4 separate regions of the Homo sapiens genome follow, and regions 1, 2 and 3 are each linked to region 4. A link is a contact called in ENCODE Hi-C or POLR2A ChIA-PET data. All regions are on one chromosome and are shown on one strand. The core of a region is the stretch at or near the end of the contact, and the rest is flanking DNA. Distances in the headings are between cores, read along the strand shown. Region 1 overlaps LOC105369844 (a long non-coding RNA gene). Region 2 has its middle 95 kb from the start of PHLDA1-AS1. Region 3 overlaps LOC105369844 (a long non-coding RNA gene). Region 4 holds the start of OSBPL8 (oxysterol binding protein like 8).

Region 1 (7,020 bases), core at 2,670-5,169, 840 kb before region 4:
CTTCAATGGCAAAGGTAAAGAAATAGTAAATGTTTCTCTTGAACCTACATTCCTTCTTTGGGATTTTTAGGTAAAGTAAGGAAAATGGAGGGTGTAGCTCCTTTAGGACAGGAACTCTTGTGGGGCTGGAGGGCATGAAGCATGGGGGAGCTGCTTAGGAGATGGAGCTGGGTTTGTTGCTAATACCATGGTGAGATTATCTTGAGCCAGTTATTGTCCTCAGGTTTTCAAGTTCTGAAAGTAATTTTTGTCATGGCACATAGAGCTATTCAGGCCTTTCAGGACCCAGTTAGAGACTGACCAAACTCACAACATTTGATATATAAACCAGAATGCTATTTTATGAACCTATGTTAGAAGTTATCTCCCAGTAGGAGTTTATGTCTTCTGATGGGCATGAATATTCAGACCTCCAAATTACACATTAAAAAGCTTAAATGAAAGCCAAGGAAGTTGCATGATCTCAAGACAAGAGGATTCCACCAAGCCAAGAAATAAATGAATTGTATTTATCTAGGGAAATATTCCAGCACAGAGCTAAGAGATTAGGATCTAAGTGAGACTAGGGTTGACTTCAAATCTCATTTACTACCTCTGGTGACCTTGGGAAAGCTCACTCGTGTAAGGATGAAGGAAAAGAAAGAATTCTTTCAAAGCATTTAGTACAGTGGCGATAGGAAGCATTCAATAAATGTTCAGTATTATTATACTCCTATCCAAAGAATTGACACTGGTTTTCTGGAATAAAAATCTACCTTAATAGGGTTGTTATGAGAATTAATTAGGATACTCAAAGAATATTAACTATGTTTCTAGATTAAAAACTAGGATAGCTTTTATGAAGTCAAAACAACCATGCCTGGGTAGTAGTGCTTTACAGACACTAAAACTTCCTACTCTCAAGATTGTTTCCATAAGGAAGTACTGAACACCCTGGCATTACCTGAGAAAGATGCAATCCAACTGAATGGGATTGCTGTTTTCATCAGACACATTCCAGGCATATTGTTCTGTAGCTGGCAGCCCCTGTAGGTTTGGGAGTTTCCCAAATCTCTCAAGCAGGTTACTTTGACAAGGGTAAGAATATCTATTGGAGGCTACTAGTTGCAGCCTCAAAACATGCAGGTGGGTTTTCTCCTGGCCATTGTATTACATCCATTGATTTTCAAAAGATGAAGAACAACATCTACATGTGGATCACTTGAGCAGCTGGTTAAAAATGCAGACATCTGGCCGGGAGCAGTGGCTCACACTCTGTAATCCCAGCACTTTGGGAGGCCGAGGCGGGCAGATCACAAGGTCAGGAGTTCGAGACCAGCCTGGTCAACATGGCGAAACCCCGTCTCTACTAAAGATACAAAAAATTAGCTGGGCGTGGTGGCGCGCCTGTAATCCCAGCTGCTTGGGAGGGTGACATAGGAGAATCGTTTGAACCCAGGAGGCAGAGATTGCAGTGAGCCAAGATCGTGCCATTGCACTCCAGCCTGGGCGACACGGTGAGACTCTGTCTCCAAAAAAAAAAAAAAAAAAAAAGCAGACATCTTGAAATGGCAGGAATGGTGGTGATCTTGGGGCAGGGTGGGGGAATGGGTGGCCTGGGAAGGTGCCAGGGAAATATTCTGGGCTGGGCTGTTGGAAATGCTCCCCAGCTTCATCTGGGTGGTGGTTACACAGTTGTATACATACATAAAAATTGACTGAGCTGTGCACTTCAGGTGGGAGCACTTTACTGTGAGTGTGTGGCAACTCAATTAAAAGGTTTGCCCTTACCTCAGGCCTTTTGAATCAGAATCTCTGAGAGAAGAGCATGTGAATCTTTATTGTTTAGTAAGCACCCTCATATGATTCTAATGTGCCCTGAAGCTTGAGAACCACTGATCTATAAAAGGACATTTTCAATATCAAAGACTCAGAAAAATAATTTGGAATCAAGACCATCCCAGGAAATGTGAGATGAATGCCACAAATACCAGTATTCATAAATTCTGAAGCCTCGGAGATGTGAGGCAACATCTGTTTCTTGTGCTAACAGGTAGGTCTCTGCATGCAGCTCTAACACGAAAATTGGAAATGAGCCACTGGGAGGTGAGAACCCGCAGAGAGGAGTGCAGCAGGCACTGCTCTCAACATTCACCTTTGCAGCCAAGAGCCTCAGGCAGCAGGACTCCTCTATCCGATCTGATAAAGTCAGAGAACTGGTCAAGTTACTGGGGGTTGAATTACAATGCAGCACATTTGGGAAGAGCACTTGTCAAGAACATACCTCCTCTAAAATAAGCAGGGGTCTGTTCTGAAAAGAAGAAAAAGAATCTGCCTAATGGAGCTTTTTGAAAGCTGAGATAAAAGATTTTCTTCTCTGTAACTGCCTGCAGAGTGTCATGATTCTGAATGAAAAGCTCTGCTGGCTCACAAACAGATGCTCTAATGTTTGGGAGAATGAATTGAGAGAATATTCAGGGACGGTCCAAGATTGCTGCAAGGATCTGTGTGCTAAAATCTCCTTCTGCGTTGGTGTTATATTATGCTGCCTCCTTTTCTTGGCATTATTCACTGTTGTGTCCATAGGGCTGTATGCAGGAAAAGGCAAGTACACTTTACTTAGAGGGCATCTTCTGCCTGCATTTTTGCAGACTTGGGGAGGCTATGCCAAGTCCACATGCTGTAGAACAAACCACAGGACTCTGTTAACCACCTCTGTAGTTTTCCTTTTACAATTCTGAATTCTGGACTTAGGAAGTAGTCTTTGATAAAGGAGGGCTCTAACTGAGCAAATAGAATGAGAAAATGCAAATCTAGGATCTCCCCATGGACAGAATGGCTAAGGTTACAAGGAACAGGAATCCCCAGCACAACCTTCATTATTAATCTGCCCCAGCTTATAAAATGCCCTTTTCCCCACTCACAATAATCATTTCCTTCAGCTCATGCTCCACTACCGACAACACACCTGTGATTGCAAATCTATAATAACAGAGTGTAAATTTCCCTGGGGTATCTCAAGGTATTCATCTGTTGGCAAAACTGTGCTCTCCTCTGAGACTGTTGTATGTACACAGATATTTCTGCTCACATGAATTACAGCATTTTCCATCTGGAAAAGGCCTTGAAGATAAGCTAGGGAAGCTTCTTGTTAATAGATATAGAAACAGGCTCGGAAAGGCAAACTAACCCCAGGTTACAGAGCCAGTTAGGGATAAAACCTGAACTTCAGTTCACATCCTTTAGCCAAACTAGGATTGCCTTGATCACTGATACTTTGTCAACAAAGCATTTTTTTAAATAGATTTAATGTTTTAAAGGCAGTTTTAGGTCCACAGCAATATCGAGGAGAAGGTACGGAAATTTCCCATATACTCCGGCCCCTACACAGCCCCTCAGTCCTTTTAAGTGCTTAGTAACTCTGGGCCAGTTCATGAAGGTTAAACCAAGTTAATACCCCTTCCCTGTCTACCTGTCAGATATTTTTACAGGATTAGATACCAGACAGGAGATGATATCCTATCAGGGTCACATTAGGAAGGACTTCAGAAATGGCCCATTCTCCTGCAACCAAAACTTACTTGTTTACTTCTCCCTCAGCTACTAATCCTATTTTCTCCTTCTTGGGAATAAATCATGTCTCCCATTGGCAATATTAAGTTTCCTTCCTAAATTCTGGAATTTCTCCACCTCTACTTTCCTGGGATCTGCCGTACACAGTCTCTTTTAGTGCATAGAAAACCTACTGATTATTTTGAAACAGTCCATGTCTTTTTCTTAATATTTATCATTAGTTTTCTCACACAAAAGCATAGGTTACTTCGGGGTTCTTATTAATCTGTAGTTGTATTTCATCAGTCTCCTACAAACAGATGACAAAAATGTCCACACTATTCAGTAAGTTGAACATTTTCATTGCGCCCCATTGTCCCAGCAACGAAAGCACATGTTCAGGATGAGTCATCCATTTCCTGCCAAGAACAATTGGCAAGCATACTGTGGCTTCCTTTAGTTTGTCACTTCTTTGTCTCAGCCATTTAATTTTTAAATCTTGAATCACGGTGTATGATTTTAATCAAATCTGTAATTATTATAAGCAAATAACTTCTTTAGTTTAAAGACAGAGGTTACATGTGAAACGTATATATAAGCAATTCAGGAATTTAGCATTGCCAAGTAATGATATGTGGCTTAGCCCTGCTTGTTTTTCAAGAAGCATCAGCATGGTTTGTGGTATTTCCTCACTGCCTAACTTAAGATGGGGCATCTTAAACATTATTTTGATGTTATATCCCTCCAAAACTTTGCAATGTTAGCTAGTTTAGTTTTGATGGATGGAAAAGTCAAAACAGCAAGTCTAAGGTCATGAGGCGTCAATGAGAGAACAAAGAGTATAATCTATGTGAAGGGCAACTAGCAAGAGACCCAAAATCTAACAACAAGCAGATCTTGACACCTCTCATGATAGATCCTTAAATTGTCACCACAGTGTTCCCTACTTAACCCAGTTTCACCTTCATTAATTCCCATGCCCCTTTCCCTAAGTTTTCTCAGACATCAAGCAGAGCCTTCCATCTCACCCGGCCTCTCAAGAACTTCACTCTCAGCATCTGCCAGAGTCTACCTTCCTCACTTCTACCCTCCATTCCCAAAGAGCAAGAAGGTGGATATGTGCCAGAAAAAGGCTAGAGATCCTTTACCTCAGTCTTTTAATTTTTAATCATTGGAAAGAGAAGGAATGAGTTACAGGAGAAAGAATAATGGATTTGGTGTCAGAAACCAAGATGAAGTCTGATTCTGCCACTAATCACTCTGTGACTTTGAACCACTCACCAAAATGGATTAATCTCATAAAACTTCGATATCCTCATCAGTAAAGCAAAATAGCACACTTGTTTACTGTGAGGTGCAAAATTCGTCAAATGCCTTTATAAACCACATGGTGCCCTGTGAATGTAAATAGTATGATGTGGATTCCTCTAGCACTGATGGCGAAGTGGCACTGAAAGGGCTTCTTAGGCTTCATAAACGCCTACACAAAAACCGGTCTTTATGCCCTCACTTTTCCCTAGAAGTCTTCATTAAGAGAAAGGTGAAAGAACCCGGTATACGTGGGCTAAATAAAAGAAATTTATTGGAAAATTTCTTTCTACTCTGTAATATATATATTTTATTTTAAGATAAATAGTTTAAATGTCCTGTTAAATAAAACTGATGCTTTGGGAAGCTGTGATATGTTTACCGCATGGCTTTTTGTGCCCCTGGAACTGCGCCCCATGGTATCCTGGGTTGTAGACCTCTCCTTTCCCCATATGTGTTTCCATAGGAAGCTCTCAAAAGCTGTATTATAATCATCTGATTACTGGTCAGCCTCTTCCTGACAGGCACTTTGCTTTACATCTTGTTTCTTCCTAGAGCCTAGCATAGTGCATGGTATATTTTAAGCATCCTATAAATATTTGCTAAAAATAATAAATGAATTAACTTTCTCTTTTCTTTTTTTTTGAGATGGAGTCTCGCTCTGTCCCCCAGGCTGGAGGGCCGTGACATAATCTAGGCTCACTGTAACCTTCACGTCCTGGGTTCAAGCAATTCTCTGCCTCAGCCTCCTGAGTAGCTGGGATCACAGGCGCCCGCCACCACGCCCGGTTAATTTTTTTGTATTTTTAGTAGAAATGCGGTTTCACTATCTTGGCTAGGCTGGTCTTGAACTCCTGACCTCGTGATCCGCCTCGGCCTCCCAAAGTGCTGGGATTACATTTTTTGGGAGTAACTGATAAATAATGCCCTAATTACTATTGACTTCCACTGATAAAAACTGAAAAGGCAAAGTGAGAGACTGAAGAGTTAAATGGCTGGGCCAAAATTCTAAGTCCAATGCTGGCTTTGAGCTCTTCCATCCAGTGCCCAGACACCTTTCCCTGATCCTAAAGAGCCTGCCTCTCAGCATAAATATTCACTTTATCACTGGTATGCCTGTCTTAATGTATAAACACTATTGATGGTTTACTCTGTGCATTTAATTCCTATAGTCCGCAATTATAAATATAAGAGACTTTGTTCCAGTTTTTGTTCTACATTCCACAGTGTCTGTGTCACACACGAATTTCCCTTTGAAACCAATGAGCATTCTATGCCAGAAGATATCCTGGGGATGGAGGAGGAAGGGAGGGAGGGGAGAGAGAGAGAGAATCAGAGTCACCATCTGTTGACAATACTCTTGTGCAGAGCCAGTTTTGAAGGTTAATGACATGTCACGCATCCTCCAGCGTCTGGTAACAAAAATAGGCTGCTCTCCCAGAATTCGTTAGGGAGTTGTGGCCCCATGGAAGATGTAACTTGTCAGCCAGCACTCCAGTAGGGTCCAGGAAGACAATTTCTGCCAAAAGCTGGATGAAATTTAATGGAGATCCAGGAAAAACAACTTTTACTAAAATTCAAATGTGGAAGTGATCATTTTTCCCTGAGGCCAGTAAAAAGGCTATAAATTATTGACTTTCCAAAATGACCCTGCGTAATGTTTATAAGGAACTCTTGCATTTCATCGCAATTCTTCAATATACATCTACTCCTTTCTCTATTTCTTTTCAGAAAAATTAAGATTGTAAGCTTGTAATGCAAACAGGTCCAAGGGTTCACCAAGGATCTGCCCATGGTTTTTTTAGATGGTTAAATTTTTGGCAGTGCAGCTGATCCACGGCAAATCTGGGTCTCAGCTTTATTGACAGCCTACTGTTTAATGACTCACTTTGCTGTCTCATCAAGAATGCACCCAGTGGAAAGGCTACACCTTCTCAAGTGTAATTGCATGCTTTCTCCACATCTCTTCTGGGCTCTCTTTAATTTTCAAAGCCCCACTGAGCAACCTTTAAAAATCTGAGCCCTTTCCCACCTGGTGCTCGATGCTTTAAGAGGAGGTGACTCTGACTGTTTTTCTGTTAACCTAAGAACAAACTGTCTTGTCCCAGCATGGAGTAGAGTGGCTTGAACAAGGACGTGTAAAAAGAAACAGAGCAAGGAAACTGAAATACTTCCAAGCTC
Region 2 (6,676 bases), core at 907-3,406, 630 kb before region 4:
TCTGTAACCCTAGCACTTTGGGAGGCCAAGGCAGGTGGATCACGAGGTCAGGAGTTTAAGACCAGCCTGGCCAAGATGCTGAAACCCCGTTTCTACTAAAAATACGAAAATTAGCCCGGTGTGGTGGCACTCGCCTGTAAGCCCAACTACTCGGGAGGCTGAGGCAGGAGAATCACTTGAATCCGGGAGGCAGGGGTTGCAGTGAGCCGAGATCAAGCCACGGCACTCCAGCCTGGGTGACATCGCAAGACTCCATCTCAAAAAAAAAAAAAAAAATTACATATTCCCTTTAAAATATCAGGTTTCCCATTTCTTCTGAAAAGTGGGATGACCCAGCAACATTAGGCCCACATGTTGACAACTAACTGGAGCTAAAGAGAAAACAGCTGACTTGATCACACACACACACACACACACACGCACCCCTACATTCTGTGAATGCACACTCAATACATAAAACTGCCTCACTCACTACACAACCAGCCTGGATCCTGGCCATAGAATATACCTTTGTTCTTTGCTTATCCCGAACTCTAATTTAGTTCATCCTCCACTAATTTCCTACTTGGAGTCAACTGTTCACACTTATTCTCACTTCTTTTCAAAGTCCTCTTCTCTTTAACTAGCACTGTGGGCTTCTAGTCAGCTTCTCACCATGGTCCTTTCTACATTGTTGACACACTAAGTGGATGCCTCACCCATCTTCCAGCCCTGGAGTCATTGTTCAAAAGAGAAGCAGGATTTTCTGAGAGGTGGCTAAAGTTCAGGAGGCTGTCAAATTCCTGTGACACTAAAACCAGGAATATAGACTGATGATGGGAGATTAACACTTTCATAGCACCATCAGTTCCTATTTTCCTACAACCACATTCATTGCTATTTACCTATTTTTATCAGCCATTTTTGACCCTTCAGACCCAGAAAAGATTGGCAACTAAAATAAGCTATGCAAAAGAAAAATCCAAAGAATACTTTTTCCTCCTAAATTAGCAGACCCAACATATCTAAATATTAAACACCACCTAAAAACAAGGCAGTATTCAATAAAAATCTCTGCATTTCTTCCCACACTATCTACCCAGCAGGATGATACAAAAAATTATAAAGAAATAGAGTCCAAAATACAACGCTTGCATAAGTTTTAAAAGCATTGCTTGATATGCAAAGATACTAAAAAACAAAAGAAAAAATGTGCTATATTAAATGACAAGCAAAAACTTGATCGCTGTATGTTAATTATGTGTTATTCCAAAGAAATACAGGAAGAAAGGCTATAGCTGAAAGATCAAGAGTTGGCAGAATTGTTTATTGCTAAATTCTCTGTGAAGCAGCCTTATAAATGAGCCTTTCAGTAAATTCATTAACTAGCTGGTCTCAGTCTTAAACTGTCTGGCAAGGAATTGTGCTTATTGGCTAATAAGGCTAGCAACACCCTAAATGTGTTTGCTCATATACATTAATTCACTCAAAAAGTAATTAACGGGTCTAAAAGACTCAGTTCTGGGAGTCCTACTGACGTATGTGGTATAGCCATCCCATATTTTCCATGTTAACAAACTCTTTTCCATTGCATCTGGCTGAAGGCATCGCCTATCCTGGTGTTTATGACTCATGTAGTAGGGCCAAGACTGTTGCTCAAACAAGTTCTGATGGTTGAAACATTAGCCAGCAAGCCCCTTGGCCTCCCAGAAGCTCTAAGATGTCTTACTGTACCTCTTTCTCTGAATATCCTAAAATGCTGCTAACACTCGTCCCCCTGAACTATTATTGCTTTAACTGTATTTAAGGATGTTGCCTACAATTAGCTTTGAATATAGCAGTTTAGAGAGCAATATAAAAATGGTGTAAATGGTCAGTGAATGCATGAATGATCAATACATCAGAAAAGTGAAAAAAAAAAAAACTGGAACTGGTTAAAAGTTTTCAAAATAATTATTTCATAGGAACATTAATGAATACTTCATCTGGTCTCATGAAAAAGGAGTCAAGATCAAACAAAAGGAGTGTCTAATTATTAAACAACTATTTTTCTATGTTAGTGGAAACAAATCAAACTCTCAAACAATATGAAAACTATTTGTATACCTTTGGGAATATATATAAAAAAAATATGTGATGGATTCAGCTATGAAACAATGCTTTGTCTAACTGCCTGGTTACATGGTGCCTGAATAGAGGGTGAGGATGAGGAAAGAGATGACAAATCCACAGGAAATGATGAAAGAAATTCAGCCCAGGATTTGAAAATTACAATAAGTAATCTGCAATGCAGATAATCTACATAAAGAGTAAAGACAAATCACTGAAAACAGGCTGCATGCGGTGGCTCAAGCCTGTAATCCCAGCATTTTGGGAGGCCGAGGGGGGCAGATCACCTGAGGTCAGGAGTGCAAGACCAGCTTGGCCAACATGGAGTAACCCCATCTCTATTAAAATACAAAAATTAGCCGAGCATGATGATGGGTGCCTGTAATCCCAGCTACTCAGGAGGCTGAGACAGGAGAATCACTTGAACCCAGGAGATGGTAGCTGCAGTGAGCCGAGATCACACCACTGCACTCCAGCCTGGGGGGCTGAGCAAGACTCCATCTCAAAAAAAAAAAAAAAAAAAAAAAAAAAGAAAAGAAATTACTGAAAACAGCTAACTTCAAATTCAGCAAACTAAGTCAGATTCCGCTATGGCAAAGAGTTTGCCAAAAGTTATACTTTTGACCACAGTATTAGAATAGGAAGGAAGTAATACTGAAGACAAAATTCACTAAAATATTTTGGTTTCAGTTGGAACAAAAACATTCTCCTTTAAGGAACTGGTATTGTGGAGACTTGATGATATTCTAGGAAATGAAATGAGATAATGTTTTCGAAATAGCCCCACGATAATGTCAATGAGTAATTTCAGTTCTTATCACCATATGATGTGGTTAGTGAGCAGTACTGATACGGAGGGGAAAAAAAAGGTGTCAGAATGTTAAAAAAAAAAAAAAAAAAAAAAAGCCTCCCTCTCTCAGGAAAACAGCAATCAACAGCTACTGCTGCTGGACAAAAACCTAACACTTCTCAGTCATGGGGGAAAAATGTCTGAAAATGAGTTTCACTGTTTCTCAGCAAATGTTGGCTTAAATATCTTGGCTGTGCCCATCAGAATACCTATGCCCAGCTTCATAATCATAAAGAAAACAGGATTCCAGGTCATTTGTGCTACAAGAGACTCAAAAGGTCATTTGGCCCATGTCCAAATTGACACTAACTTTTCTCTATTACACAGCACACAAACTGCAGAGTCAGATCTATGGAACCAGGTCTTTCTCCTCTTCCTTGATCTATTTCTCTTCTTCTTTTAAAAATAACATAGATTGGCCAGGCATGGTGGCTCATGCCTGTAATCCCAGCACTTTGGGAGGCCAAGGCAGGTGGATCGCCTGAGGTCAGAAGTTCGACCCCAGTCTGGCCAACATAGTGAAACCCCATCTCTACTAAAAATACAAAAATTAGCGAGGCATGGTGGTGCATGCCTGTAATCCCAGCTACCGGGGGGCTGAGGCAGGAGTATTGCTTGAACCTGGGAGGAGGAGGTTGCAGTGAGCCGAGATCGTGCCACTGCACTCCAGCCTGCGCAATAGAGTGAGACTCTGTCTCAAATAAAAAAAAAATTAAAATAAAATAAAAATAACATAGATCAGGGTAGAAATATTGCTGAAGCTCAGTTGCAAATCTACGAAAGTACAAAAAGCTACCCACCTTGGTTCCATTTTCTCACCTCCCATTTACTTCTCACATAGTGTAACTGTCTCTGGGACACTTTTTATCCCTGCCTATTTCAGAGGTTTCAAATTTTCTTCAATGGTTCCTCTTGCCCCCAGGCCAGAGGTAGGGGCTCCCTTGGCTCAGCTTCTATAGCAACCTCCTCATACCTGTGTCACAGACAGTATTTATTATCTTGTTATTGTTGTTGCTTTAGAGACAGTCTCCGTTGCCCAGGCTGGGGTGCAGTGGTGTGATCATAGCTCACTGCTGACTCTAACTTCTGAGCTCAATTGATGCTTCTGCCTCAGCCTTCCCAGTAGTTGGGACTACAGGCATGCACCACTGCACCCAGCTAATTCTTTTATTTTTTGTAGAGATGGGGTCTCACTATGTTGCCCAGGCTGGTCTCGATCTCCTGGCCTCAAGCAATCCACTCGCCTCTGCCCCCCAAAGCTCTGGGATTATAGACATGAGCCAACACACCTGGCCTACTTTGTTTTTTAACCATCCTGTAATCTTCCTATCTCTTACCACACTCACAACACTGTGACTTCTTGGAAACAGTGATTTTGTCTTATTTATCTTTGTGAATGCCATTACACCCAGCCCATAGTGAAGATCAATAACTGTTTACTGAATAAATAAATAAATGTTACAAACTTTTGATCCTCTGAATGCTGGGAAAAAGGAGACAGCCAAAGTAACATGATGACACAGGATAATATATCTAGGCTATCTAAATATTTTTCAAGCAACAAAAGATCCCAATTTGGTGCTACACAATTTTTGCAATTAAAAAAAATCATGAAAGAAACTGCTAACTCTCAGACAGCAAATTATGCCCATTGCTTAAAATTCAATTAGCCTCTGCCTTTCCTCTTACTAGCCTCTCTGCCCCAAATGCCCCCTCTACAATTTATTCCCTGCCACCCATGTTCAAGGCTCAGCTCCTACATCAGTCCTCCACAGGACTTTCCTTGACCCCTTTGCAGATCCCAGTGTCCTTTATCATACCCTCCTCTGAGGTCTCACAGCATTTTATCTCTACCTCTCTTATTTGCCTCTTTACTGCTTGCATTTTACTTATTAGATATTTTATCTCCCCTGCCTCACTGAGCAACTTAAGAGAAGGGTTTCTATATACTCTGAAGATGCCTAACATAGCACCTTGCCCAAGGCAGAGCCTTAGTAAACAGTTTTCCAATTGCTAAAACAGGAAGTTCAGATTCCTTTCTTAAAGGCAGTAAGACACAAACAAATCATCATCTGCAAAATGAAGAGGAAGTCCTTTCCAGCTGGGACATTCCATGACCTGGGGAGCCAGGTCTGAACACTGGCCAGGACCACAGATACATCAATAGGTAAAGGACAGAGTAAAGCAGTGAGCATGGCCTATCATGAGAGATGTTTCGAGGCAGATAGATAAGGAGAGCACCTAACTTGGACCGGGGATTAGAGAGGAATTTCTAGTAGAGGTGACCCCCCTTTGACCTTAGCTAGAAGGTTGAGTTAAACAAAGGAAAGGAAGAACATTCTAATTGGAGCAGGCAGCATGGGCACAGGCTTAAGAAAATAGACCCTTTTCGGAAATGCAAGGAGTTGGGTTGTAGGAAAGGAGATGGGGAATGGCTGAAGAAGATGAAGAGGTAAGACTTCCCCAAGTAAAAAGAGCTTTATATATTCGCTCCCACACTTCTTTGTTTCACTGGAGGAATGGAAAGCTATTGGAGGGTTTCTTGCAGCATGGTAACCTGATTGCTCGGGGAGTAGTGTGGGAAGAAGATCAAAGGATCCTATATAGGAGGGAGAATGCCCTGTCATGGCCATTGCAGCAATCTATGTAAAATATGAGGAGCTTTGGGGAGGAGAACATGAAAAGAGAGTAATGTTAAGATTAATATCACTTGGTGGTTCATTAGACATGGGAGTAAAGATAGCAAGGAGACAGAGGAAGGCATCAAAGATAATTACCAAATTTCTGGCTCAGGCAACTAGGTAGACAGGGCTATCATTCACAGAGATAGACAATGCAGGAAGGAGAATAAATTAAGTGGGAAGGATCCATCTTTAGCTATGTTGAGTCTGAGTTGTCCAAGGAACATTAAATGTTTGTCCAATAGGCAATGGGTTACAGAGGTCCAGTTCACACTAGAAAGATTTCAGAGCCATTCATAGGAATAGATGAGATCATGCAGGGAAATGGTATAGAACTCACAAAATACTTAAGGCAGAAAGAGGAAGAAAAACCTTCAAAGAAATTGTGAAGTTGCCATCAGAGAGGTAGGAGAAAAACCAAGACAGGCCAAAGCTAGAGAATGTTTCAAGAACCAGTGCATGGCCAACACTGCAAAACACGGCAGAGATTTCAAATGAGATAAAGACTCAAAGGATGCCCACTGCATTTAGCCCAGAGGAGGTTTTTGGGGAGCTTGGAAAGCAAAGCACTATTTCTGAGGAGTGACAGAAACCAAAGCCAGGCAGTGGATTAGGGAGTACATGGAAGTTAAGAAAGTAGAAAAAAAATGAATTTAGAGAATTTTATAGAAGTTTGGCTTTGAAAGGAAGATGAGAGATGGAACCAAAATTAGAATGATACACAGGCCTGAAAATCTGCGGGTATAGGTGTATGTCAGTGCTGGGGGACTATTACTTGGTTGGTTAGTTTGTTTGTATAGTTGAGAGAGCCTTGAACATGTTTATATACTGACAGGAAAAAGTCAGGGGGAGATAAAGATGCCAAAAAGGGAGGATTAAAAAATGAAATGCACTCCCTAAGTAAGGAGGGAACCAGGGCACTGATGGAAGAATTAGCCTTAGATGGGAGTAAGAGACTACTTTCCTTAGAGACTAGCAGAGGAGGGAATGATGTATGCAGATGTTAATCAGGTTACAGACAGAAGGGCAGGGAGTTAAGGGACTCTTCCCATAAATA
Region 3 (6,636 bases), core at 3,060-5,559, 920 kb before region 4:
TACGTCCCTGTATTTGTTTCCTATTACTGCTGTAACAAATTGTCACAAACATAATGGCTTAGAACAATATAAATTTATCATCTAATGTTCTGCAAACCAGAAGTCTGGCAGGTCTCATCAGGTTAAAATCAAGATATTGGCTAAAATCAAGGCATCAGCTAAAATCAAGGCACCAGCAGGACTGCATTGTTGTATTCCTTTCTGTAGGGTCTAGGTAGGATCTATTTCCTTGCCTTTTCCAACTTCTAGAGATCATGCATATTCCTTGGCTTGAAGCTGCCTTCTTTCTATTTTCAAAACTAGAATAGGCGAGGGAAGTCCTTCCCACTTGGAATCACTCTGATCTCCTCATTTGCCTCTCTCTTCCATTTTTAAGGTCCCTTATAATTACATATCACCTGGATAGTCCAGAACAATCTCCTTAATTTAAGATCATCTGATTAGCAACCTTAATTCTATTTGCTGCCTTAATTCCCCTTTGTCATATAAGGTAATATATTTATAGGCTTCTGGGATTAGGACATGGATGTCTTTGGGAGGCCATTACTCAGACTACCAGGGCCCCCATTAATGGCTCATAAATTGATATGCAAATAAGGTGTCCAGTGGATCATTACAGGGGCTGCTGTGGTGAATGGCTGTTATTCTTGCCTGCCTATCACTTATTTTCTTTCTTATGGCAATGACATCTTCATATTCCCAGAGGAGCTCCTTCTCCCCCAACTTCACACAATCTTAGTGGGTGTATTAGTTAAGGTAAGGCTTAATATCTAGTGCCAAAATTTCAGTTGCCTCAAAAAAAATTTTTTTAATGATTTCTTGCTCACATAAAGGTCCAATGAGTATTTCTAGTATGGCTATCCTCCTTTGAGTAGTTCAGAGGACTCAAAGACCCTGGTTCCTTCCATCTTGAAACTTCTCCATCGCAAAACACAATTGCCAATGTCATCTGGGAATCGTCTTCGATTTATTCATCTGGAGACAGAAAGGAGCTTGAACATGTAGGGAAGATTTCTATAGGGCACATCAGGAACTGGCATATATCATTTCTGCTCATATTCTAATGACTGGATGTCAGTCCCATGACTATACCTAATGAGAAAAGAGATTAGAAATGTGTTCTGACCATGCTCAGAAAGACAGGAAATGGATAAGAAGACCATCTAGCTGTTTCTGCCACAGTGAGACTGTTAAACAATAGCATCCAGGACTCCCTTGGCCAAGGGTTGCAGTTATAACCTAAATTCATTCAATCAGAAAATAAACCTTGAAAGACTGTCAGTTAAAATTGTGTTTAATTACAGAAACAAAAAACCACCACAACTTGGCAGCTTAATTGAGTAAGGCATTTTAGGTCCAAAATAATAATTTTGGGGATAGTAGGCCAGGACAGGTATACCAGCTCACTGATGTTATCAGACAGGAAAGCCCCTTCTATTTTCCTGCACCACTATCTTTACAATGTGGTTGCAGTTCTCATGGTCATAGGTTGGCCATTGCAGCTCCAGGCATCACTTTTACCTTCCAGATAAAAAGAAGTTAGAAAGCATAGGGTCGGGAAATTCTGCTGAAGGCTATAACTGTGTCCCATAGACAACCCTAACTGGGAGACTAGGAAATTAAGTATTTTCATTTCCTGACTTCCAATAGTGAAAGAAGAAAGAAGGAATTGGAATGGGTGCCGATTGAACACCTGTTTGCACAACTGGAATGTCTGAAGCCAATTCATCCCCAGTGCATCTTTAACATTTAAGATAATTGGTATCCCTGCATCTAGATGCCCCGAGCTGTTTGGCTGTTCGGGTTCCTGCTGTTTCTTCAGTCTGGCTCTGTTTATTTATTTATTTTTTTCCTGACATGGAGTCTCACTCTGCCACCCAGGCTAGAGTGAAGTGGTGCGATCTTGACACATGGCAACCTCTGCCCCCCTGGTTCAGGCGATTCTCCTGCCTCAGCCTCTAGAGTAGCTGGGATTACAGGCACACACCATCACACTCGGTTAACTTTTGTATTTTTATTAGAGATAGGGTTTCGCTATGCTGGCCAGACTGGTCTCAAACTCCTGACCTCAAGCAATCGGCCCGCCTTGACCTCACAAAGTGCTGGGATTACAGGCGTGAGCCACCACACCCAGCCCAGGCTGGCTCGTAAAGCTTTTCTTTTACTTCTCTGAGCTATTTGATCTTTCTAATAAGTTCAATTTATTTAGTAAAAAGTTAATTTCTGCTTCTTACAACCAACAAATCCTAATTGATACTACCTTATACCTGGATTTTTAAAGGTCCAGGAAATACCAAGCTTATGAATACTTCTTTGTTCTAGTTCAGGACCCACTGACACTGAGCCCTGTCAATGGAATGTCCCACTAACAATTTGGAATTGAAAATTTAAAAGAATATTTGGCAATCGTTAAAGTATCCAAAAAAATGTTTTTTGGGAACAGGAAATTTTCATCCGATTGAACATTTAGGTAAAATAAATTTCTCTCTCCATTCCAGAGGTACATTCTTATTTTTATGAATTGGCTAGTGACTGGAGCTGGTTAAAAAATGGTGCAAACTCTGTGAGTTCACTAGCACTTTGTTAAATGAAATTGATCACTTGTAAAATACAGTAATTGCATTAAACAACTGTCATTAACCATAAGATCCCCTTGATGATGTCTCTTACACAGCTCCACAGGGAAAGCACTAAAAGTACACACATGCACACACATGCGCACATATACACTAGCCAAAATGTTTCCTGAGTATAAAATAAGACAGGAGAAAACACAGTAGAGTAGTAGAGACTCTCAGCAGGAACTACATTTGAAAAAATAATGATAAATGATATCATGATAAAAATGATGTCCTTAATAAAGCTACTAACACTACTTTACATAAATAATGGCCACTTGTAGATAAATTTTAGAATCATAGAATCTGCTTCCTAATTTTAGAGATGAGAAAACAAAAAGCCAAAAGAGTATCCACTAGGCCACACTGCCACTCAGCGAGTTAGCAGGAGCAGCAGGATGCAAATCTAGGTATAAGCAGAGTGTGAGTTTGGTGGTATGAAGGAAACACTGGAGCTGAACAAAAGATCATTGAAAAATCACTATTCACCTTACACTGAGGCCAATCTGCAAAATATTTTATCATTTATTAAACAATTTAAGCACTGAATCACAGACTATTTCCGGTACAAAATATTTAATAATGAGTGTATCGTGTGTGTGTGTGTGTGTGTGTGTGTACGTGTGTGTTTAAAGACAGGATTACTTATCGTTAGGAATAGGTTATTTTCCATAAAAAGGAAGTTTGGGCATATGGTACTGATTAAAAATGTTACTATGGTATATATAAAATAAAAACAGAAAAATACCATCAGTTTGAAATCATATGAAAGAAAACATGGCATTTTTTGCCTAATCAATGTTTATTTACAAAATACTCTGCAGGTATTCACACCTTTTCTCCTGGAATTTAGAATGCAATTAGTCATACAACATAAACCTAAAGAAAAAAATTACAAGCGTAGTAAAAATGCAACTTGTTTAGAATTTTGAAAATTGTGTAGAAAAGAGTTTCACACAATTATTCAGCATGAACTAGCTTGTTGTTATCAGTCAACAATAACCAAAAAAGTCAAATGCCTTCATGGGAGGAACATTTCAAGGTAAACTATAGTCAACTGAGATTTTTTAATATCTCAAGCTCAAAAGCAAGAGCATATATCCGAAAATCAAGTATTAATGATTTATTTATATCTCTTAACAGTGTTGTGGCAATTGAGGGAAAGGAAGGAGGTAATATGAAATGAGGAGATAGCTAGATGATATTTATGGAATGCATATAATTCAGGCATAATTATTTTCATGTTGGTTTTATGAAAACTTATAGTACATTATAACTAATCATGTTCCAGAAAATGCAAATAAGATAATAGTTGAGAAGGAATAGACATCAAATGCTTCTTTAATAAACCACAGCCATTTTCTCTAAGCAGGGAAAATGCTTTAATTGAATTTCATCTTATTAGAAAGACATTATTTCCTCCAGAGTCATAAAGTATATACAAGGAAGATTAGGAATTGTGCCTGTTGGGGCTATTTTGTAAGCACCACAATCTACTGTGGTGCTACTGTGGCTAGCGTAGGTAGAAAAATGAATTTATTGAAAGATATTAGACAGCTCAGAGAACTGTTGGGTGGGCTGAGGAATAGTCTCAAGATTAGCCCCTCCGGAACCATTCCTCAGAACCACACCAAAGAACTGGCCTGAGCAGGAAGTTACCATGGCCACCACCACCCCCACATTAGCAAAAGGAATGAATCATCCCCAGTTTGTTTCTTGCTACAGTTCACCTCCACGGTTAAGTCTCACTTCCGCCTCTAACTTACAAAACCATAGTTACACATCTGCAGCTTAGCCACAAGGGAGTCTGAGAATGCAGATTTTTTTTTTTTCTTTTCAAATTACCCTTGGAAAATGGAGCTCACAATGTGGAGAAGTATCAAATGAATAGAGGGTGTTGAAGGCATGTGGAAAATTTGGTAGGCAAAATTCTAAGATCTTCCACTATCTCCACTCCCTGATGTTATACCCAAGATTAGTTATATGGCAACAGGGATTTTGTAGATGTAATTAAGGGCCCTAAATAGTTTACTTTGAGTTCATCAAAAGGGTGATTATCCTTGGTGGGCTTGACCTAACCAGGTGAACCCTTAGAAGAGAATGTGCCCTTTCTGAGAGGAGATTTGAAGCATAAGAGAATTTTCCTGCTGGTCTTAAAGACACAAAGTCCACAAGATCGACAGCTGCAGGGAAACAAATTCTGCCAATGACCCCATGAGCTTGGAAGAGGGTCCTAAGCCTCAGATAAGACCCCAGCCCCAGCTGACACCTTAATTTTAGCCTTACAGGACCCTGAACAGAGAACCTAGTTATATTCTACCCAGAATTCCAACCAACAAAGCTATGAGATAATAAGCTAAGTTTTAAGCCACTAAGCTTGTGGTAATGTGTTATGCAGCAATATAAAATTAATCCAGGCAGCTACCAATGACAGGCATCTCTGAGAGTTGTCATGTATCAATGTTGGATAATAAATTATCCATAATCTTGTTAAGCATTTCCAAAAGGCAAAATAATTATAGTAAAGGTAATTTATATTTTCATAACCATTGTTAACTTCTCTTTAGGTACTATTCAGTGGTTACTCTCTGGTATAAACTGAGATTTAGAAATAAAAAAAGAAAACAGTTATTTAACAAATTTTTTGTACTACAATGTATTATCTAAATATGTGTGTGTGTGTGTGTGTGTGTGTGTGTGTGTGTGTGTGTCCAAGAGCTTATTACTATGGTAAAAATTAAAATATAAGTTTGATTTTATAACACCCATAATAAAAATATCTATCAGGAAGGACAGCTATAAGAAAAAGAAGGAAAATAAGCAAGTTAATAAGGAGGCAAACCAACTTTCTAATTGAGGAACAATTTATCACATGGTTTCATGCAGCTTACATTCTGACTAATTGATCATAATTTTATCAACCACGAGGTTAACAAGTAAAATATTCCTGGAATAGAAATAGACATGCTCTTACTCATCTCCCACAGCAGTTTCTTTAATGACATCTAAGAAAACAGCACAGTTCTAAAAACAATAATTACAGTCCATTTTAAAAAATTAGTTGAAATTACTTAGGTAAGGCTGTCTCATTTTAGAACAAAAACTAACTATGTAGTTTTTATATCAAGTTGGTTTAAAGCCCAAGACAAAACAAAGCAAAAATAATATGAACAAAGCCTCAAAAGAAGTTATAGGAGATCTATGGGAAAATCTATACTTCCCCGCTCAACTTTGAAGCTTGAATGTCCTATCAACCTGACATTTAATGACTTGTTTTGAGAACAGAATAATAATTTGTGACCCTTATTCCTAAGCAAGACATGCTAAAGATTACTGCATCTTGAGATGTACGAATTTCTGTATATTCAATCTCAGGAGACTCTATAACTCCACCATCCAAGATTAGCAACTAATTGCCACTAGTGACATGTGGCTATTTAGCCCTTGAAGATTGGCTAGTCCAAATTGAGACTGGCTGTAAGAATAAAATACACACAGATTTTGAATATTTAGTTTGGAGGGGAAAAACTCATTAATAAGTTTTATATTGATTATATGCTGAAATAATATAAATTATATTATTTTCACATGATAGTTAAAATACATTAACAACATAATTCATCTGTTTTCTAACTTTTTAAAAAATACGGCACCATGAAAATTTAAAACTTTACACATTACATGTCTATTGGATAACACTGTTCTGTAACATATGAAAATTCCACAGTTTTGTTTCAGAGATTCCATCATCACTTATGGAATCATGTCTTACTAAGCTATTTAAAGAATATCCCTTTGGCCAGGCGCAGTGCCTCATGACTGTAATCCCAACACTTTGGGAGGTCGAGGTGGGCGGATCATTTGAGATAAGGAGTTTGAGAACAGCCTGGCCAACATGGGGAAACCCCATCTCTACTGAAAATACAAAAATTAGCCTGGCATGGTGGTGGGTACCTGTAATCCCAGCTACTCAGGAGACTGAGGCAGGAGAATCGCTTGAACCCAGGAGGCAGAGGTT
Region 4 (6,433 bases), core at 509-3,008:
CGCAATAACTTGATGTCCATAATTAAAGACCCAAAAGGTAGCTTAAGTTTCATCTATTTCCTTTCTCAGCCCTTTGAGCAGGTATATTATAGTCACTCCATACACGGTTAATATTAAAAAAAAATAAAAGTAACAAACATTTGAAATTAGTTGTACTTTTATAGAGAACAGTTTTAAATTGCATGGCCTTACTTTTCCTATTCCAACCTATTTTATAAAACTAGCATGATCTTAATAATTTCACTGCAAAACAGGTTCTAGCAAGCATAGAAACTGATCATAGCCTCTCAGCAAAATCAAGTTTAGATGAAACTCTAGGAAATTAGCAAAATTTAACAATCAATTCACCCACGATTCTCCACAATTCTTGCTCTCTCTAGATACGAAGGGAGGCAAAAACTGTTTTAAAGGATTATTTCAAAAGCAGCACTAATTTTGGGAAAAACTTAACTGCCATGCAGGAGACACTGTATTACTACTCAGACGTCATTTAAGTCTTCTAGCAGCAGAAAGGCAAAAACATCATTAAATTTTTTATTTAATGCATATATACTTACATTATCAGTTAAAGTTTACCCATCTGTTTACGTTGTCCAAGTTACCTATTATTTCAGAAAGCATTTAAATAAAATGAAATTAGGTTACGTTCTGCAACGCAGATGTGTCTCATAAAGAAGAGTGTTAAATGACTTTTGTGAATGGAAAATCTGCATATACTGTTGCTTCGCCTCAGCCAGTCTTGAGTGGGTGGTTCAATGAACCTAAAGCATGCTGCCTGTGAAGCTCCTTGGAACCTGATTCCACTCTTGAGAGAGGGCTTAGAAACAAACATTAAATTTAAAAGCACAGCAAAGGCTTGGCTTTCCTCCTACGTTACAAGAAGGCCGGGAGAACTGAGGCTTAGAGGAACAACACCGTGTCGCTTGGCTCTGCAAAGGCGGGTGCGGTCTGCGGTGCGCGGCACAGCCTTCTCTGGGGCTGTCACAGGAAAGAAGGAGCCTCGCCTTAACCGCACCGAGCGACAAAGCGCCAGCTCTCCTGGGCGCGGGGGCTCCCAACGAGGCCCATGCCATCAACCTATCAAACTTCAGGAGGGACAGACACCCGGGGCGGTCGAAATGCTCCAACAGCCTCCCACCCCCGTTCCCCTGCCGCGGCTTTTGTAAGGCTGCAGATGCACCTACTGTGGGCCCCTAAACACTCCACCCTGCCAGCCTTTCCAATCCCCCTACTCCAAAAGGGAACAAAGGAGCCAAAGAACTCCTCGGCGGGGGTGGCCAGGAGTCCCCGACAGCCCGAGCTCAGAACGTGGCAATAAGGGTGCGCAGTCGCCCTGAGGGGTGCGAACCCAGCACCCCAACCTCAGGAATGGAGCAACACTCACCCGTGCGGAGCTCCCAGGGAGGCGGGACGCAAGGAGCCGGTTCCTCCGAGGTCGCCGCGGCGCCGGGGTCCGAGGCCCCGTAAGCGTCTAGTCAGACCCCAACTTCTCTCGGCCGCTGTCGTCGGCGGCAGCTGGGGCGCGAGCCTGGACGAAGGGCGCTGCCCAGCGGCCGCGGAGGCACTGCCGGCTCAGCCCCCGAGCGGGGCGGGAACTTTCGGCCCCGAGGTCCACCAGCCCGGGCGGACCCCCACCTTCCCTCAGTCGGCTTGCTACCGGCAGCGGCTACTGCGGCGTCCAAAGCTAACACTACAGCCGCCGCCTGGCCAGGAGCGCGTCGCGGCCTAATGTTGTCATCCGCCGCGTCGCCGCCTTTCTGGGCACCCAGAACCGCGAAGATCCTTCACATTCTAGTGCCCTCCCCCTGCCCCGCCCGCCCCCCGGATCACGGGCTTCGGCCACGCCCTCTTCCCGTCACGTGACGGTGCGCGGAGGCGGTGGTGGAGTTGCTTCCCCTGCTAGGCGGGCTCGAACCGGGCGGGAGTCACTGTCCACCTTGCTTCGCCAGGGTGTTATCGCCAGCCAGTCCCCTTCCGCATGCCCAAGGGCAGCCTCAGGAAGCGAGCCCACCACCGTCGGCCCAGCGCCTGTTGATCGGCCAGGCCTTCTGGGCCGGTCATACTGGGCCCTTCCTAACCTGAGGAGATTGCACAGTAGGGCTCCCTGGTCTGGTCAGGGCTCAGTTAGGACCCCTCTCCAGCCTTAGGCTTGGTGAAAGCTTTAGCGAAACAGAAAAAAGAACGCATCGTGGTGTAGAGTGTATGGCCTAAGAAGCATTCGGTAACTAAACTACTTGTTCCTATTTCTAGTGGCACATTAACCGTGGCATTTAATTTACTGCTTTCCTCATTAGAGGTTTTTTTTTTTTTGAGGAAACGGTGTATTTCAATCATGCTGGGATGAAAACAGCCTAGCAAACTTATTTTTGTTCCTTGTTATGTTCAGGATCCTGCTGCCAGTTTTACAGTCATTAAGTTTTACAGTGTGTTAGGTTGGTGACAGTTTAAACGGGTACGCAGGAATTTGACAGTTTGTTCCATTTTTTAAAATAAAGCCTAATTCTTGATTTTTTTTCTAATGCCTTAATTTTTTTTTCCTAATTCCTTAACTCTAGGACTTAACCTTTTGCTTTCTTTTTTAGCCATGATCCGAAGAACCCTCTAGCCGCCTAATGAAATCCTAACTATACAGAAGTAAGGGAGGTAGAATAAAGATCATACTCAAACCCTGATCACAATGAAGGCAAATGAGAAAGCTTTCTGTAATAATTAAATTGGGGTCATAACTCATTTTCCCTTGTAGCCCAGAACTAAGGATTTTTTTCTTAAGCTATTCTCATCTCATTACATTTTCTTAACAAGAAATCAGAAGGCATTCTGATAAGCTGGATACATTGAAATGAATAAGCAATAGAGTTTGGCCTATATAATTATTATTAATATATTTCATAGCAGCTCTAAAAAAATCATAGACTTACATTGTTTTATGTTACCCAAGAAAGAAAACAAAGGCTGCCAATGAAACTATGCCATACCGCTGATATGTAAGGCACCTTTAAGCCACATCTTTTTCCTTTTTTTTTTGAGACAGGGTCTCACTCTGTCTCCCAGACTGGAGTGCAGAGGCGCAATCTCGGCCCACTGCAATTTCCGCCTCCCGGTTCAAGCGATTCTCCTCCCTTAGCCTCCCAAGGAGCTGAGATTACAGGCATGCGCCACCATGCCCAGCTAATTTTTGTATTTTTAGTAGAGAGGAGGTTTCACCATTTTGGCAAGGCTGGTGTTGAACTCGTGACCTCAAATGATTCACCCGCCTCGACCTCCCAAAATGCTGGGATTACAGGCATGAGCCACCGCGCCCGGCCTGAGACACATCTTGAATTCAGAGATGTAAACATGTCAGAAACAACGAGTCTTAGAATCTCTGAGATATTGTCATGAACTGGGAAACAACGAGTCTTAGAATCTCTGAGATATTGTCATGAACTGGGAAACAACGAGTCTTAGAATCTCTGAGATATTGTCATGAACTGGTGTTCCAAAGAGGAAAAGATTCTACCAGGTTCTGTTCTGAAGCCTGAGAGACTGTAGTACAAATAAATGTGAAGGAAGTTTATTATTCTGTGACATTATTTCAGCAAAGCTAGTAACTTTGGAGTTTGTTAACAGATTAACTTGTCTCCTGTTTTCTAGAGGCATGTTTTTCAACCTGCAACTCAAAAATCAATTTCATTTTTATATGAAATAGGCTAGGATGTAATACAATATAAAATACCAGAGTGCATAATGTCTAGTAAGGGCAAAAATTGCTTCCTGAAACTTTTTGTTTCAAATATGGTGGAAGGTGAGAGTATGTCCTATGTTGTGATTTAAACAATTTCTTACTGTGAGTTGCAATCAAATAGATTTGGAAAAGAATGTTCCTAGAGCATAGATAATATGCAAAATACACCATCTGGACCCCGTTTTTCTGGTACTTTTATTTTACTTTGGAAACTGAGACTAAAGATTAGAAAAAGGTGGCAAATTGCCTTGCCTAATTCTCTTCTGCCTCAGCCCCAATTTCATACATTGGCTTTTGAAAATTTGATCATTTGTTGGAAAAAGCAATGTACTGGAAGCAAGGAAGCCTAGGTTACAGACTTAGCTAATGAGATGTATGACTAGATAAATTACTCCCTGCATTTCAAGTTCCAATCAAGTAGGACCACATGCTGTTTGAGAAATGATACTAAACCACCTTTTTTTTTTCCCGGTGGATGGCAATCACATTGGAAACAAACAGACACGGTATACTCAGGATTATGCAAATTACTGACAGCCTACGTTTAACTTCTTTCAGCTCCACTCAAAAAAAAGAAAGTCCTAATGCAAGTAATTGAAAGTGAAGATATTGCAAAACAAATGTAAGTATATCTTTCACAATCTTCTCTACTTTGATTATCACTAGTATAATAGTTACTTGTCATGAATAACTAATGATTTTGACATACTTAACAACTGATTGCAACACAAAAATATATTAATCCACTACAGTTGAAAAATCATTTTTTCAGATCCTTTCAAATCTGATATTGTGATTCCAGGAATGATAATTCAATCTAGCATTTTCAATGTAATGACAACATAAACAGAAACTAATATGTGATCCTGCACTGTAACTGAAAAATATTCAGTAACTCCCAGAGATGCCCTGCAAGTTTGCTACTCTTACAATGATTTTAAGAATGACATTTTGAAATAAAGCTTTTTTATTATAACGATCCGATTTTAACTCCAATGAGAATTCATCTCTTTTGCCTACTGCTTTATTAATTATACATTTCTAAGAATGGGAAGTTCTTTCCAAATTAGTTTAAGCACTGACAGGCTTGACAGCCTTTCCCACAGTATATTTCAACCCTGACCTAGAATGACAGAGATGTTGCTTGAGGTTGTTTGCTTTTTTCCATTTGGCTTATCCCATTAGACAATTATGTTGCTGACAATTACTAATCAGGATTCTAGACTAAAATCCTCATTTTCTGGAAGAGAATTTAGATTAAGAGCAACCTCAGCCATAAATAAGGTATTCAACACAGCTTTGAAGACTTGTATTCTTGTTGGTCATGTGATTTGCTTTAGCCAGTGCTTTGTGAGCAGATGTTAAATGCTAAATCAAAGCAGAGGCTTTAAATTTGATTGCAAAATTCAGGTCAATCTCTTACTCTTGTGCCACCTGCCATGAGAAAGGTATGTTCCAGATAAGATCTCAGAATAAGAAAATAGATGGAGCAGACCTGAAACTCTCACCCTGTACAGAACTGAAGCAACTGACTTGCAGCTCCTGACATACGGCTACTGATGTGAAACAAGAGTAAAACAAAAATATTTGTTGTTGTGAATCACAAATATTTTTGAGATTGTTTGTTGCGTAGCATAATCTTGCAAATCATCTAAAGTGAATTTGAGCCAACAAACTCATGAGTCAAAGGCTAAATGTACTGTGGAACAATAATATTTGTCTATTTAATAAAATAAATAACAGACATCTACAAACTAGTCAACCAGCTATTTGGTAAATATCCACCTAAAATTTATGTTAAGAAGCAGTCTTTATAAAATCTGTAAATTTGCATGCAAAATGTTTGCATGTAAGATATTTACATACTGATTTTAAATATTTCTGTTTAGTATTATTTGTCTTAAATATCCCTTGAGGAAAATTTGGATAGTAAAGTATAAAGAGAATATAGGATTCTGTTTCTAGAAATATCAAGGACTAGTTCACACTTGTCACACTGAAAACAAAATCCCTGGAAAAAACATTTTTTAAATCTTATTAAATATATTGATTAACTGACAATAGGGTAAGAAATTATTAAGTTAAAAAACTAAATGAAGGCAGGAACCTAGAGTTTAGCAGAGTCAGCCAACTTTTATCTCAAGGGCATGTGCTAAACCCAGTTACTAGGAGCATTGGTTTTCGTGACCTTGTAAGAAAGACACAAAACCCATTACCTGCATTATACACACACACACACACACACACACACACACACACACACAAACAACTGCAATTCCAAGGATTATTAATTTGATGTAAGGATATACTAGAAATAAACTTGCTGCTTACTAGCATAGGCACCCATCCCCCAGAATCTACAAAGAAAATTAGCCGTCTTAAACCTTGGCACCTGGTGGACAGGGGAAAAGCAAAATCGTATCTGAGAATTTGGAACTGCAATCCAATTCTCACACAAAAACGTAGCTTGAATTCATACTAGCTGGGTGGTCCCCAAAAACTTCAGGCTAATAATTAAGATTTTTTTTTTTTTTTTTTTTTAGACAGGGATTCTCTGTCGCCCTGGCTGGAGTGCAGTGGCATGATCTCAGCTCACTGCAACCTCCGCCTCCCAGGTTCAAGCAATTCTCCTGCCTCACCCTCCCGAGTAGCTGGGACTACAGGCACGTGCCACCACGCCCAGCTAATTTTTTTATTTTTAGTAGAGAC

What was found. A loop is a pair of places that touch in the nucleus more often than their neighbours do. ChIA-PET counts read pairs that join two places held with the same protein, here RNA polymerase II (POLR2A). Pooled maps may share reads with other maps.
Region 1: a loop to region 4 is called in a pooled map, with 6 times the contacts of the local background. The contact joins the enhancer-like site here to the promoter of OSBPL8 in region 4. A Hi-C loop is called at or near these places in 5 of 50 pooled maps.
Region 2: a loop to region 4 is called in a map of naive thymus-derived CD4-positive, alpha-beta T cell, with 5 times the contacts of the local background. The contact joins the enhancer-like site here to the promoter of OSBPL8 in region 4. A Hi-C loop is called at or near these places in 1 of 168 maps with a recorded cell type or tissue (naive thymus-derived CD4-positive, alpha-beta T cell), 2 of 37 single-sample maps with no recorded cell type and 11 of 50 pooled maps. POLR2A ChIA-PET finds 5 or more read pairs at or near these places in 1 of 52 experiments (GM12878).
Region 3: a pooled map shows a loop between it and region 4 (6-fold over the local background). The contact joins the enhancer-like site here to the promoter of OSBPL8 in region 4. A Hi-C loop is called at or near these places in 2 of 37 single-sample maps with no recorded cell type and 7 of 50 pooled maps. POLR2A ChIA-PET finds 5 or more read pairs at or near these places in 1 of 52 experiments (PC-9).

Annotation. Positions count from the first base shown.
Region 1 is chr12:75,718,917-75,725,936 of GRCh38, forward strand. The region is part of intron 1 of LOC105369844 (a long non-coding RNA gene); the gene reads right to left. Among named protein-coding and RNA genes, the nearest start is that of KRR1, 210 kb to the left of the region's middle. Within about 2 kb of position 3,920, at least 14 of the 41 ENCODE cell types and tissues checked have a DNase peak (open chromatin) inside an H3K27ac peak, as active enhancers do.
Region 2 is chr12:75,931,740-75,938,415 of GRCh38, forward strand. No RefSeq gene overlaps it. Among named protein-coding and RNA genes, the nearest start is that of PHLDA1-AS1, 95 kb to the right of the region's middle. Within about 2 kb of position 2,157, at least 5 of the 41 ENCODE cell types and tissues checked have a DNase peak (open chromatin) inside an H3K27ac peak, as active enhancers do.
Region 3 is chr12:75,636,887-75,643,522 of GRCh38, forward strand. All of the region lies in intron 8 of LOC105369844 (a long non-coding RNA gene), which reads right to left. Among named protein-coding and RNA genes, the nearest start is that of KRR1, 130 kb to the left of the region's middle. RefSeq lists a silencer at 5,369-5,569. Within about 2 kb of position 4,310, at least 5 of the 41 ENCODE cell types and tissues checked have a DNase peak (open chromatin) inside an H3K27ac peak, as active enhancers do.
Region 4 is chr12:76,558,013-76,564,445 of GRCh38, forward strand. OSBPL8 (oxysterol binding protein like 8) reads right to left here and starts at 1,759. Exons shown (of 24, transcript NM_020841.5): 1 at 1,385-1,759. It overlaps LOC105369850 (a long non-coding RNA gene), which reads left to right and starts at 1,890. Exons shown (of 4, transcript NR_188081.1): 1 at 1,890-2,221; 2 at 4,283-4,346. RefSeq lists an enhancer at 680-989 and a silencer at 1,400-1,589.